3 separate regions of the Homo sapiens genome follow, and regions 1 and 3 are each linked to region 2. Evidence: chromatin contacts called from ENCODE Hi-C or POLR2A ChIA-PET data. All regions are on one chromosome and are shown on one strand. Each heading gives the region's core, a stretch centred on a gene start or an enhancer-like site at or near the end of the contact. The rest is flanking DNA. Distances are from core to core; before and after follow the strand shown. Region 1 holds the start of ZNF823 (zinc finger protein 823). Region 2 holds the start of HOOK2 (hook microtubule tethering protein 2). Region 3 holds the start of LINC01841 (long intergenic non-protein coding RNA 1841).

Region 1 (3,607 bases), core at 733-3,232, 1.0 Mb before region 2:
GGAAACTCCTCCCACCCCACGACATCCAGCTGCTCCCCTATAAGGTCCCACCCCCCACCTCTGGCTGTCCTCTGGGAGGAGTGACTCAAAGCTGATATTCACTAGACACTACAAAAGACTTAGCAGCTATGAGCATCTTGGAGCAGCCCCAAACAGTTCTGTAACCCAGGACCAGGACACCATAGAGGGTGGGCTGACAGATCACCCTGTGCCATTTGCAAAGAGGAACCTCGACTGAAAATATTCGGGTATCTCTGTGTAGACAAGATAAAGGACAGCCACACATGCACTATTTTTTTTTTCTTTTTCTTTTTTCTGAGACGGAGTTTCACTCTTGTTGCCCAGGCTGGAGTGCAATGGCGTGATCTTGGCTCACCGCAACCTCCGCCTACCGGGTTCAAGCAATTCTCCTCCCTCAGCCTCCCAAGTAGCTGGGATTACAGGCATGAGCCACCACCCCGGCTAATTTTGTATTTTTAGTAGAGACGGAGTTCCTCCATGTTGGTCAGGCTGGTCTCGAACTCCCGACCTCAGGTGATCCGCCAGCCTTAGCCTCCCAAAGTGCTGGGATTACAGGCGTGAGCCACCGCGCCCGGCTTTTTTTTTTTTTTTTTTTTTTTCACACTGGAGTCAAGTGGTTATTCTTTGCTTCCTCACATGTGAAATGTTCACAAACACAAAAACACATCTTTTAAAAAGAGCCATACATTGCTATGTGAAAAGAAAGTGACAATTAAAATAATGCCTCTGTTTGAAATATTGCCTGAGGGACAAAGAGTTCATAAAGTTGCTGGGAATTGATGAGAGACAGTTAGCCTGGGGAAGGCTCTGAAAACCAAGAGATTTGCTGCCAGCCCTAGGAGGAGTTAGGATGAGGGGATAGGGTGGTGGATTTGAGACCCTGCTGCCCACATCTTTGGAAGACTCGGAGGGAAACCGGTCACCTTTGGGAAGAAAGAAGGGACTGGGGAACCCACAGATCACAGCTTCTCTTCCAAAGCACAAAGCCCACACACACGAGTCTGGATTCTGCCTGGTGACCCTCCGTTGTCACCGTGCAGCGTCCTCACCGGGTTCACAGGAACTGCGAGCCAGGCTGGAGGCGAGATTGCAGTTAGATATTAACCAGGTGCCCTCAGCCCCGCTGCCTCACGGGGCCGCCTCCCTGAGAGTCAGGTCACAGCAGACGCTGACCGCCGGCTTCCTCATCGTGCCCGGGGATAAGATCTCTTGAGAGTTGCTCACGGGTCGCCTCAGTTCTTTCTCGGATCCTGAATTGCAGCGGAAAGGCTGGCGCCAACCAGGCTGAAGACCCCACAAGGGAACCCACTCAGCAGAATGCGGTTTCTTCACCTCCAGTCCCAGGAGTCACCTCTCACTTCTCCACCAACCAGCGACCCCACACTCCAGCCGTCCCTGTCCACACCTCTAAACACCCCATCCCCAAACCTCTCAGGGAGGCGGATCTGGGGTGTCCTCCCCTCTCCCCCATTAAACTGTTTCTGCTGCAGCCTTCGGCGTCTCGGTGCAGTGACTCGGGCCGTGAACCTGTGCCGGTTACAACTGCACAATCTGGGGAGACGCGGAGCTGCGGGCGCGGAGCTGCCCAGAGAGGGCGCCGGGGCCGGGGCCGCAGCGGCCGAGCAGGGACGGGACAGGACGCCCGGGGTCCCGGCTGCCGCCCCAGCCCCATCTTGCGGCCCAGGGGACCAAGGGCAGAGCTGCGCCAGGGGCACTGGGATTTGCAGACCCCGGAGTCGCCCAGGGCGAGGCCCGGGTCCCCTCACGGTCGGTTCCGGCCGGTTCCAACCTGCCCCTTCTTTGCCTCGGGACGCCGGGCCCCGCACACTCACCATTTCCCAGCTTCCAGGTGTCCGGGTGTCCTCCTTAAAAGCCAGTGTGGGTCCCAGCGCGACAGACGCTGATACAGACCTTCCAGGGCGTCTCTCTCTCAGCGCCAGAGCCAGGACTCAGAGCGCAGGGGCGTGGAGAAGACTCCGCGGGCTCTTTGAACGTCGCACCCTCCTCCCTGCAGCGTGCCTGATTGACAGTTCTCACAATCCCCGCCCCCTCATCCCTGATTGGATAGTGCTCCAGGTCCCGCCCCTTGGTGGCTGATTGACAGAAGAAGCGATCTCACAGTGCTGAGTGGAGCCGGATGAACAGGTTCCAGGCACGACCCTTGGCAAGGCGGGCTTCCTCCCAACGGAGTGACCTGACCCCTCCCGAAGTGACGTTTGCATTTTAGAATTTCCTGATTGTATTCAGTGGGTTCTTCCTGCTTTTTCCTCCTGGACAGGGACTCACAAGTGTGTGCAGGGAATTCCAGGCTCCCTGTCCAGTGGAGCCATTCCCGGACCTCGGAGCAGGAGGGGAGCCCGGGGCACACAGGCCACCCTGCAGCAGGAGGGAGGGCCTGATGTCCTCCAGGGATCAGGAATTTGGGATGAGGCTGTTGGCGACGTTGCCAAGCCTTTCCCTCACCTTATCTCTCAATCTACTCATTTTCAGCCCAGAAGATAAAAACAGGACAACAAAATAAAATAGTTGAGTATGTGGAAAAACTGGAATTATATGGCAGCAATATTTCATAAAGAATCAAAAGAGAAGAAAAGCAAAAACTTGAACAAGCTCAGAGAAGCAGCCTACTGCACTCACAGTTCACAAGCAGACCCCCTTTCAGGAGGTCAAACATATCCCCAAGCTGGGAAGCCAGGCAATGATTCCTAAAATGGAGCTCCGGGGTGGATCAGAAGCTGGTGATAAGGGAGGGACAATTAAGAATTTTACTCTGAGGTCTCAAAATACCTGTCCCCTCTGCACAGCGTGGAAATGCTCCCTCCTTATGCCATTAAATGTTAATGAATTAAACGCTCCAATCAAAAGCCAAGACATCACACTTTGAATTTGAAAACATTAGCCTTTCTCCATATGTTTATGAAGTAAAAATACTAGACTTAAAAGCGTTATGGCCGGGCGCGGTGGCTCACGCCTGTAATCCCAGCACTTTGGGAGGCTGAGGCGGGTGGATCACCTGAGGTCGGGAGTTTGAGACCAGCCTGACAAACATGATGAAACCCCGTTTCTACTAAAAACGCAAAATTAGCCGGGTGTGGTGGCACGCTCCTGTAATCCCGGCTCCTCAGGAAGCTGAGGCAGGAGTATCGCTTGAACCCGGCAGGCAGAGGTTGCAGTGAGCCGACATCACACCACTGCACTCCAGCCTGGGCAACAGAGCGAGGAAAAAAAAAAACTCCATCTCAAAAAAAAAAAAAAAAAAGCGTTATGAACTAGAAGCTGGTAGCCATGGCTAAATAGAAAGGAGCTGAACATGAGATGTCAATAGATGAAATGAAATCTTCAATCAACTTCTAGAAACTATAGCATTTTCTGCCAGGACAAATGGGCACGTTTAGAAAATGAATGAAAAAAATGACGTCTGAGTATAACCTAATGCATAAATGATACTGTTTCCTTAAAAAAAAATAATAAGCACACACACAGACACACACACACACACTCCCACAGTCTATTATGCTAGAAACTGCTCTCTGAAGGATAAACTACTATTTTATGAAATGCTCCACCCCTCACTCCTCACATTAAC
Region 2 (3,264 bases), core at 765-3,264:
TGCCCGGCCTGCCTGACCATCTTCCTTCATATGTCTCCAGAACCAAGTCACTTCTCACCACCTGCCCCACCATCCTTCAGCCCTACCCATCCATCTTTACCTCTCACCTGGATTAGTGCACCAGCTGCCTCTCCTCTTCCACTTTTGCTGCCTACATTTTATTTCTCTCCATGCAGCCAGGGGGAGCTTTATAAAGCCCAAGCCAGGTTGCATCTTTGCTCTGCTAAAACCCTGCCTTGACTTTCCACAGCACTTAAAAATAGAATCCACACCCCCACCATGGCCTGCCAGGCCCCTGATGACCTCATCTCCTACAAATCTTGCCCTCTTGCTCTGTTCTGCCCTCTCTGCCATTCCTCCATCACACCAAGTTTATTCCCAAATCACGGCCTTTACATCTGCTATTCCCTATGCCTGGAACACCGTTCCCCCAAATTTCACTTGGAGATTAACCCATCTGATGTAATCAGCCACCTATGCCCTCATTGCTCTCTCTCAAAGCCCTGCTTTTTTGTTGTCTTCACAGAACTACTGGCATCAAAAGTTTTTTCTTTTTCTTTTTCTTTTTCTTTTTTTCTTCTTCTTGAGACAAGAGTCTCGCTCTGTTGCCCAGGCTGGAGTGCAATGGCTCAATCTCAGCTCACTGCATCCTCCACCTCCCAGGTTCAAGTGATTCTCATGTCTCAGCCTCCCAAGTAACTGGGATTACAGGTGCACACCACCCCACCCAGCTAATTTTTGTATTTTTAGTAGAGATGGGGTTTCAACTTGTTGGCCAGGCTGGTCTTGAACTCCTGGCCCCAGGTGATCCACCCACTTTAGCCTCTCAAAGTGTTGGGATTACAGGCATGAGCCACTGCGCCCAGCCTGGAAGTTAATTTTTATGGTTGTGTATGTGTTGCTTGTCACTAGAATGATGGCTGTGTGGGGCAGGTTTTTGTCTGTGTTATTCCTTGCTGAATGCCCAGGCCTGGCACAGGGTGAGTACTCCATAGATGAATGGATGAACAAATGGTTGATCACCAGACATCTGTCCCTCTTCCTGCCCATCACCCAGGACATGTGCCTAGCTGGCCCGTCCCTGGTCATCTCTTCACCAGTCTGTCCTCTAATCAGGAGTCCACTTGTCACCTTCAGCTTCCAGTTGGGACCTGGATCTTCCGAGATGCCCTGGAGCCATGCCTCGTTGAACCAGGAGGGGTCTCTGGGGGCGAGAAGGTGGGATGAGCAGACTGGGGGACACTTTTGGGATCCTCCCCTTCAGCTCCACTCACATCTGGTTCAGCACATAGGCTACGGCAAGGCCGCTGCTCAGGTCCTGAGGGCTGGCACAGGGAGACGGAACGTGGAACGTCTGTAACTGAGGGGTAAAGGAAAGGACAAGGAAAGAGTTAGGGCCTGGGAGCGCCGAACCGCTCCCCTTTTGCAGACTTTTCCAGTCAGCGAACCTCACATGGTGGGGCGGGCGCTGCTCCGCCACAGCAGCTCTGCGAGGGACTGGCTTCTGCTCACCTGAGACCGGAGGGGGCGTGGCCTCACCTCACCTCTGCCCAACAAACCCTGCGCGTCCAGGCCAGGGTGGTATCGCGAGTCACCTGGGCCCCACAGGCACCACGTGACCAGGCCAATTCACCTGTGTCCTCGCCCCACGTGAACCAACCACAGAGGGGCGGGGCCTCACCTGTCCTTTCCACGCAGACTTGCCACGTGACGGGGGCGGGTGCTCGGGCCAGAGTCCAACGGTCCAGCAAGTCGACGACCCCGCACCTCCCAGCCCCAGCACCAAGAGACTGACCGAACCAGGGCCAGGGATCCCGGGCAAGAGGAGCGGGCGCTCACCTTCCCCTAGCCCCGCCCCACGACCTACCCAGGTGAGCAGAGACCCGCATAGCTCAGCTTTGTCCACGCTCATGGCTCCCGATCGGATTCAATCCAGGCCACGGAGCCCCGGCGCCGCAGCAGCCTCCGGGTCCGCCACCAGCGAGCGCCCGCAGCCCCGACCTCCCGCTCGGCCTAGAGCGCCGCCCCGCCCCGCCCCCCTAGGCGCAGGCCCCGCCCCGCCCCCAAGCCCAGGCTCCGCCTCGGAACGTAATCTCCTCCCTACGCCCGCTCTTGCCTCCAGCCCCGCCATCTTGGATCCGGGCACCGTTCGGGCGCCCGCCCTGCCGCTAGGGGTCAGCCTGGCCCAGCCTTGTGCATCCGAGGGTGGTCCCACCTCCCATCCTCGCCCTGGCCCTTTTTGGGGTGGGAGGTCCTCAAGATCCTTTTGAGACGGAGGTGCTCCACCCTGTTACACAAGCGCATTCACGTCTTTTCCCTGCAACTTAAGTAAATTCTTTTTTTTTTTTTTTTTTTTTTTGAGACGGAGTCTCGCTGTCGCCCAGGCTGGAGTGCAGTGGCGCAATCTCGGCTCACTGCAGGCTCCGCCCCCTGGGGTTCACGCCATTCTCCTGCCTCAGCCTCCCGAGTAGCTGGGACTACAGGCGCCCGCCACCTCGCCCGGCTAATTTTTTGTATTTTTAGTAGAGACGGGGTTTCACCGTGTTAGCCAGGATGGTCTCGATCTCCTGACCTCGTGATCCGCCCGCCTCGGCCTCCCAAAGTGCTGGGATTACAGGCGTGAGCCACCGCGCCCGGCCTTAAGTAAATTCTTGTGTCTAACCACTTTATAATCGGAGCCGTTGTGCGGGGAGGGGCGAGCCCTGGCACTTTCTATGGACTGGGAGAGGGGATGCTAAAGGGGTTTTCCCGCCGGACGCGGTGGCTCTCGACTGTAATCCCAGTATTTTGGGAGGCCTAGGAGGGAGAATTAATTTGGATAGAAGTTGGAGACCAGCCTCTCTTCAAAAAATTTAAAAATTACCCAGGTAGCGGTGGCTCACGCCTGTAATCCCAGCACTTTGGGAGGCCGAGGCGGGCGGATCACGAGGTCAGGTGTTCGAGACCAGCCTGGCCAACATGGTGAAACCCCGTCTCTACTAAAAATACTAAAAATTAGCTGGGCGTGGTGGCGCACGCCTGATTTCAGCTACTCGGGAGGCTGAGGCAGGAGAATCGCTTGAACCCTGGAGGCGGAGGTTGCAGTCAGCCGAGATCGTACCACTGCACTCCAGGGGGCAACAGTGCAAGACTCCTCAAAAAAAAAAAAAAAAAAATTAGCCAGACATGTTGGCGTGTTTCTGTGGTCCTAGCTCCTAGCTCTACAGAGGCTGAGGTGGGAGGATAGCTTGAGCCCAGGAGGTCGAGACTGCAGTGAGCCGTGAT
Region 3 (3,363 bases), core at 250-2,749, 1.6 Mb after region 2:
GGGAAGGAGAAGGAAGGAAGGAAGGAAGGGAGGGAGGGAGGGAGGGAGGGAGGGAGGGAGGGAGGGAGGGGAGGAAGGAGAAAGAAAGGGAGGAGAGATAGAGATAGAGGAAAGAAAGAAAGAAGGAAGGAGAAGAAAGAGGGAAGGAAGGAAGGAAGGAAGGAAGAAATGGAGGGAGGGAGGGAAGGAAGGAAGGAGAAAGAAAGGGAGGAGAGACAGAGATAGATGAAAGAAAGAAGGAAGGAGAAGAAAGAAAGAGAGGGAAGGAAGGAAGGAAGGAAGGAAGGAGAGACAGAGAACGAAGAAAGAGAAGAAAGAAGGAAACAGAAAGAGAGAACAAAATAAAACAGAGACAGAGACATGGAGGACTCCAAGTATTTTGCCCCAAGAATCTGGGCCAAAAGAAAGGAAACAAGGTGGCCGGGCGCGGTGGCTCCCGCCTGTAATCCCAGCACTTTGGGAGGCCGAGGCGGGCGGATCACGAGGTCAGGAGATTGAGACCATCCTGGCTAACACGGTGAAACCCCGTCTCTACTAAAAATACAAAAAATTAGCCGGGCGTGGTGGGGGGCGCCTGTAGCCCCAGCTACTCGGGAGGCTGAGGCAGGAGAATGGCGTGAACCTGGGAGGCAGAGCTTGCAGTGAGCCGAGATCGCGCCACTGCACTCCAGCCTGGGTGACAGAGCAAGACTCCGTCTCAAAAAAAAAAGAAAAAAGAAAAAAAAGGAAGGAACAAGGCTCAGAGAGGTCCAAGGAGTTGCCCTGGCGGTCCGGGGCCACAGTGGCCTTCATCCCCAGCTGAGATGTGTCCCCAGTCTAAGGCCACTCAGAGCCAGGCACCTTCTCCGGCTGCCTCCCAATCCCCGCCCCCCGCTTCCGTCCCAGCACCCTCACCCCGCCCCCGGGCCCCTTTGTCCTCCTCTTCGTCTTATTTCCAGAATTTCTCCTCCCTAGGGAATCCAGTCCATGTGCTTTTGATTCCTTTGTCCTGAACTCATGCGGCATGAGCACCCCTGAAGCCTTATGTGGAAAAATTTGGAGGCTGGGGGTGGGGAGGGGGTCACATTCCTCCCGGGGGTACAGAGCTACGTCGGCATCTCCAGGGCCCCCCAGCAGCAAGCAGGCATCCTCCCAGGCCAGGCCAGACCGGACGCTGCCCAACACAGGCTTTCTTTGGGGCTTGGCCGGCGCCCGACTACAGCCCCGGCTCCAGCTGCCCTGCCTGTCCCCCGCCCCCACGCCTCCCGTCCCAACCTCCCACACGTTTCCTCCTAGAAGCCCAGACCCGTGGGACTTGGCCTCCCCCGCGCCTTCCCTCTCTACTCAGCTCTGCAGCTCCTGTAGGCCTCCTCCCCGGGTGATCACAGAAGGACCAGCTCACCTTAGCGGGACAGGCAGGGCATGGGCGTGGCCAGAGCCTCGGGCAGGCATCCCAGGCTCCCTGGTGTCTCTCTCATCCGCTGGCCTCTGTGCCCTCTTCTCTTCCCCACCCCCGCTCGTGGCCCCTCCTGCCTCTCCATCGCAAAGTCCCCAGAGGAGTCTCCTTAATCACTTGCTTTTGACTGAATCCTGACCACCTGGACCCTGATCTAGCTACTGAGGAGATAAAGTAACCAACACTTAAAAGCTAACCTTCAGGCATTCTGGGAGGCTGAGACTGACGGATCACTTGAGGTCAGGAGTTCAAGACCAGCCTGGCCAACAAGATGAAACCTCGTCTCTACTAAAAATACAAAAAAATTAGCTGGCGTAGTGGCGGATGCCTGTAATCCCAGCTACTGCGGAGGCTGAGGCAGGAGAATCGCTTGAACTTGGGAGGTGGAGATTGCAGTGAGCTGAGATCGTGCCACTGCACTCCAGCCTGGGCAACAAAGCAAGACTCCGTCTCAAAAAATAAAAATTAGCTGGGTGTGGGGCCGGGCTTGGTGGCTCAAGCCTGTAATCCCAGCACTTTGGGAGGCCGAGGCAGGCGGATCACCTGAGGTCAGAAGTTCAAGACCAGCCTGGCCAACATGGTGAAACCCCGTCTCTACTAAAAATACAAAAAAAAATTAGCCAGGCGTGGTGGCGCATGCCTGTAATTCCAGCTACTCGGGAGGCTGAGGCAGGAGAATCAGTTGAACCTGGGAGGCAGACGTTGCAGTGAGCCGAGATCATGCCACTGCACTCCAGCCTGGGTGACAGAGCGACACCCTGTCTTAAAAGAAAAAAAATAGCTGGCTGTGGTGGCATGTGACTGTAGTCCCAGCCACAAGGGAGGCTGAGGTGGGAGGATTGCTTGAGCCCGGGAGTTCAAGGCTGCAGTAAGCTATGACTGCACTGCTGCACTCCACCCTGGCTGAGACCTTGACTCAGCAACAATGAAAAAGTGACAGGGCCAGGACTTGACCCCTGACCATTTTGTTCTACAGCCTTTCATGGGAAAGACAGATGAGTTTTCGACCTTCCAGAGCCTTTGATCCAGAGGAGAGAGGCAGGAAATAGCAAATGGATAAGAATATGCCATTCGGTGACTAGGGCAATGGAGATTGCAAAAGATGGTGGCTGGGAAATGGGGCTTGTGTCGGGGGTCCCTGAGACCACCCTCAGGGTCAATAATTTGCTGAGATTGATAGATCCCAGAAAAGTGGTGTTACTCCCAGTTATGGTTTATTACAGTGAAAGTTACAGATGAAAATCAGCAAAGAGGCCAGGCTTGGTGGCTCATGCCTGTAACCCCAGCACTTTGGGAGGCCCAGACAGGCAGATCATTTGAGGTCATGAGTTCAAGACCAGCCTGACCAACATGGTGAAACCCCATCTCTACTAAAAATACAAAAATTAGCCAGGTGTGGCAGGGGGCTCCTGTAATCCCAGCTACTTGGGAGGCTGAGACAGGAGGATCACCTGGACCTGGGAGGCAGAGGTTGTAGCGAGCCGAGATCCTGCCATTGCACTCCAGTCTAAGCAACAAGAGCAAAACTCCATCTCGAAAAAAAAAAAAAAACTAGGAATACTAGAGGAGAGGAGGTGAGGCAGACAGGCTCCAAGACTCCTCCATGATTCCCACCTCCTGATGTCTGCACTCTGTGTGATCCCTCGAGTGTGAGCTGGACCCAATAACTTGCTTCTAACAATAGACTAGGACAATGTATGCCAGGAGCAGTGGCTCACGCCCATAATCTCAGCACTTTGGGAGGCTGAGACAGAGGGATCACTTGAGCCCAGGAGTTCAAGACCAGTCTGGGCAACATAGCAAGACCCCATCTCTATAAAAATTCAAGCATTAGCTGGGTGTGGTGGTGCACACCTGTAGTCCCAGCTACTCGGGAGGCTGAGGTGGGAGGATTGCTTGTGCTCAGGAGGTCAATGCTGCAGTGAGCT

Evidence for each region. A loop is a pair of places that touch in the nucleus more often than their neighbours do. ChIA-PET counts read pairs that join two places held with the same protein, here RNA polymerase II (POLR2A). Pooled maps may share reads with other maps.
Region 1: a loop to region 2 is called in a pooled map, with 5 times the contacts of the local background. The contact joins the promoter of ZNF823 here to the promoter of HOOK2 in region 2. A Hi-C loop is called at or near these places in 1 of 50 pooled maps. POLR2A ChIA-PET finds 5 or more read pairs at or near these places in 2 of 52 experiments (H1 and MCF 10A).
Region 3: a map of ascending aorta shows a loop between it and region 2 (9-fold over the local background). The contact joins the promoter of LINC01841 here to the promoter of HOOK2 in region 2. A Hi-C loop is called at or near these places in 2 of 168 maps with a recorded cell type or tissue (ascending aorta and naive thymus-derived CD4-positive, alpha-beta T cell), 1 of 37 single-sample maps with no recorded cell type and 5 of 50 pooled maps. POLR2A ChIA-PET finds 5 or more read pairs at or near these places in 2 of 52 experiments (both activated CD4-positive, alpha-beta T cell).

The regions. Positions count from the first base shown.
Region 1 is chr19:11,736,964-11,740,570 of GRCh38, forward strand. It overlaps ZNF823 (zinc finger protein 823), which reads right to left and starts at 1,983. Exons shown (of 4, transcript NM_001080493.4): 1 at 1,854-1,983. The coding sequence starts at 1,856. RefSeq lists enhancers at 1,357-1,486, 1,877-1,956 and silencers at 1,557-1,706, 1,967-2,161.
Region 2 is chr19:12,773,538-12,776,801 of GRCh38, forward strand. It overlaps HOOK2 (hook microtubule tethering protein 2), which reads right to left and starts at 2,015. Exons shown (of 23, transcript NM_013312.3): 1 at 1,868-2,015; 2 at 1,275-1,360; 3 at 1,132-1,204. The coding sequence starts at 1,912. RefSeq lists enhancers at 937-1,617, 1,618-2,296, a cis regulatory region at 1,833-2,474 and a silencer at 1,859-2,078.
Region 3 is chr19:14,362,491-14,365,853 of GRCh38, forward strand. It overlaps LINC01841 (long intergenic non-protein coding RNA 1841), which reads right to left and starts at 1,500. Exons shown (of 4, transcript NR_134908.1): 1 at 1,382-1,500.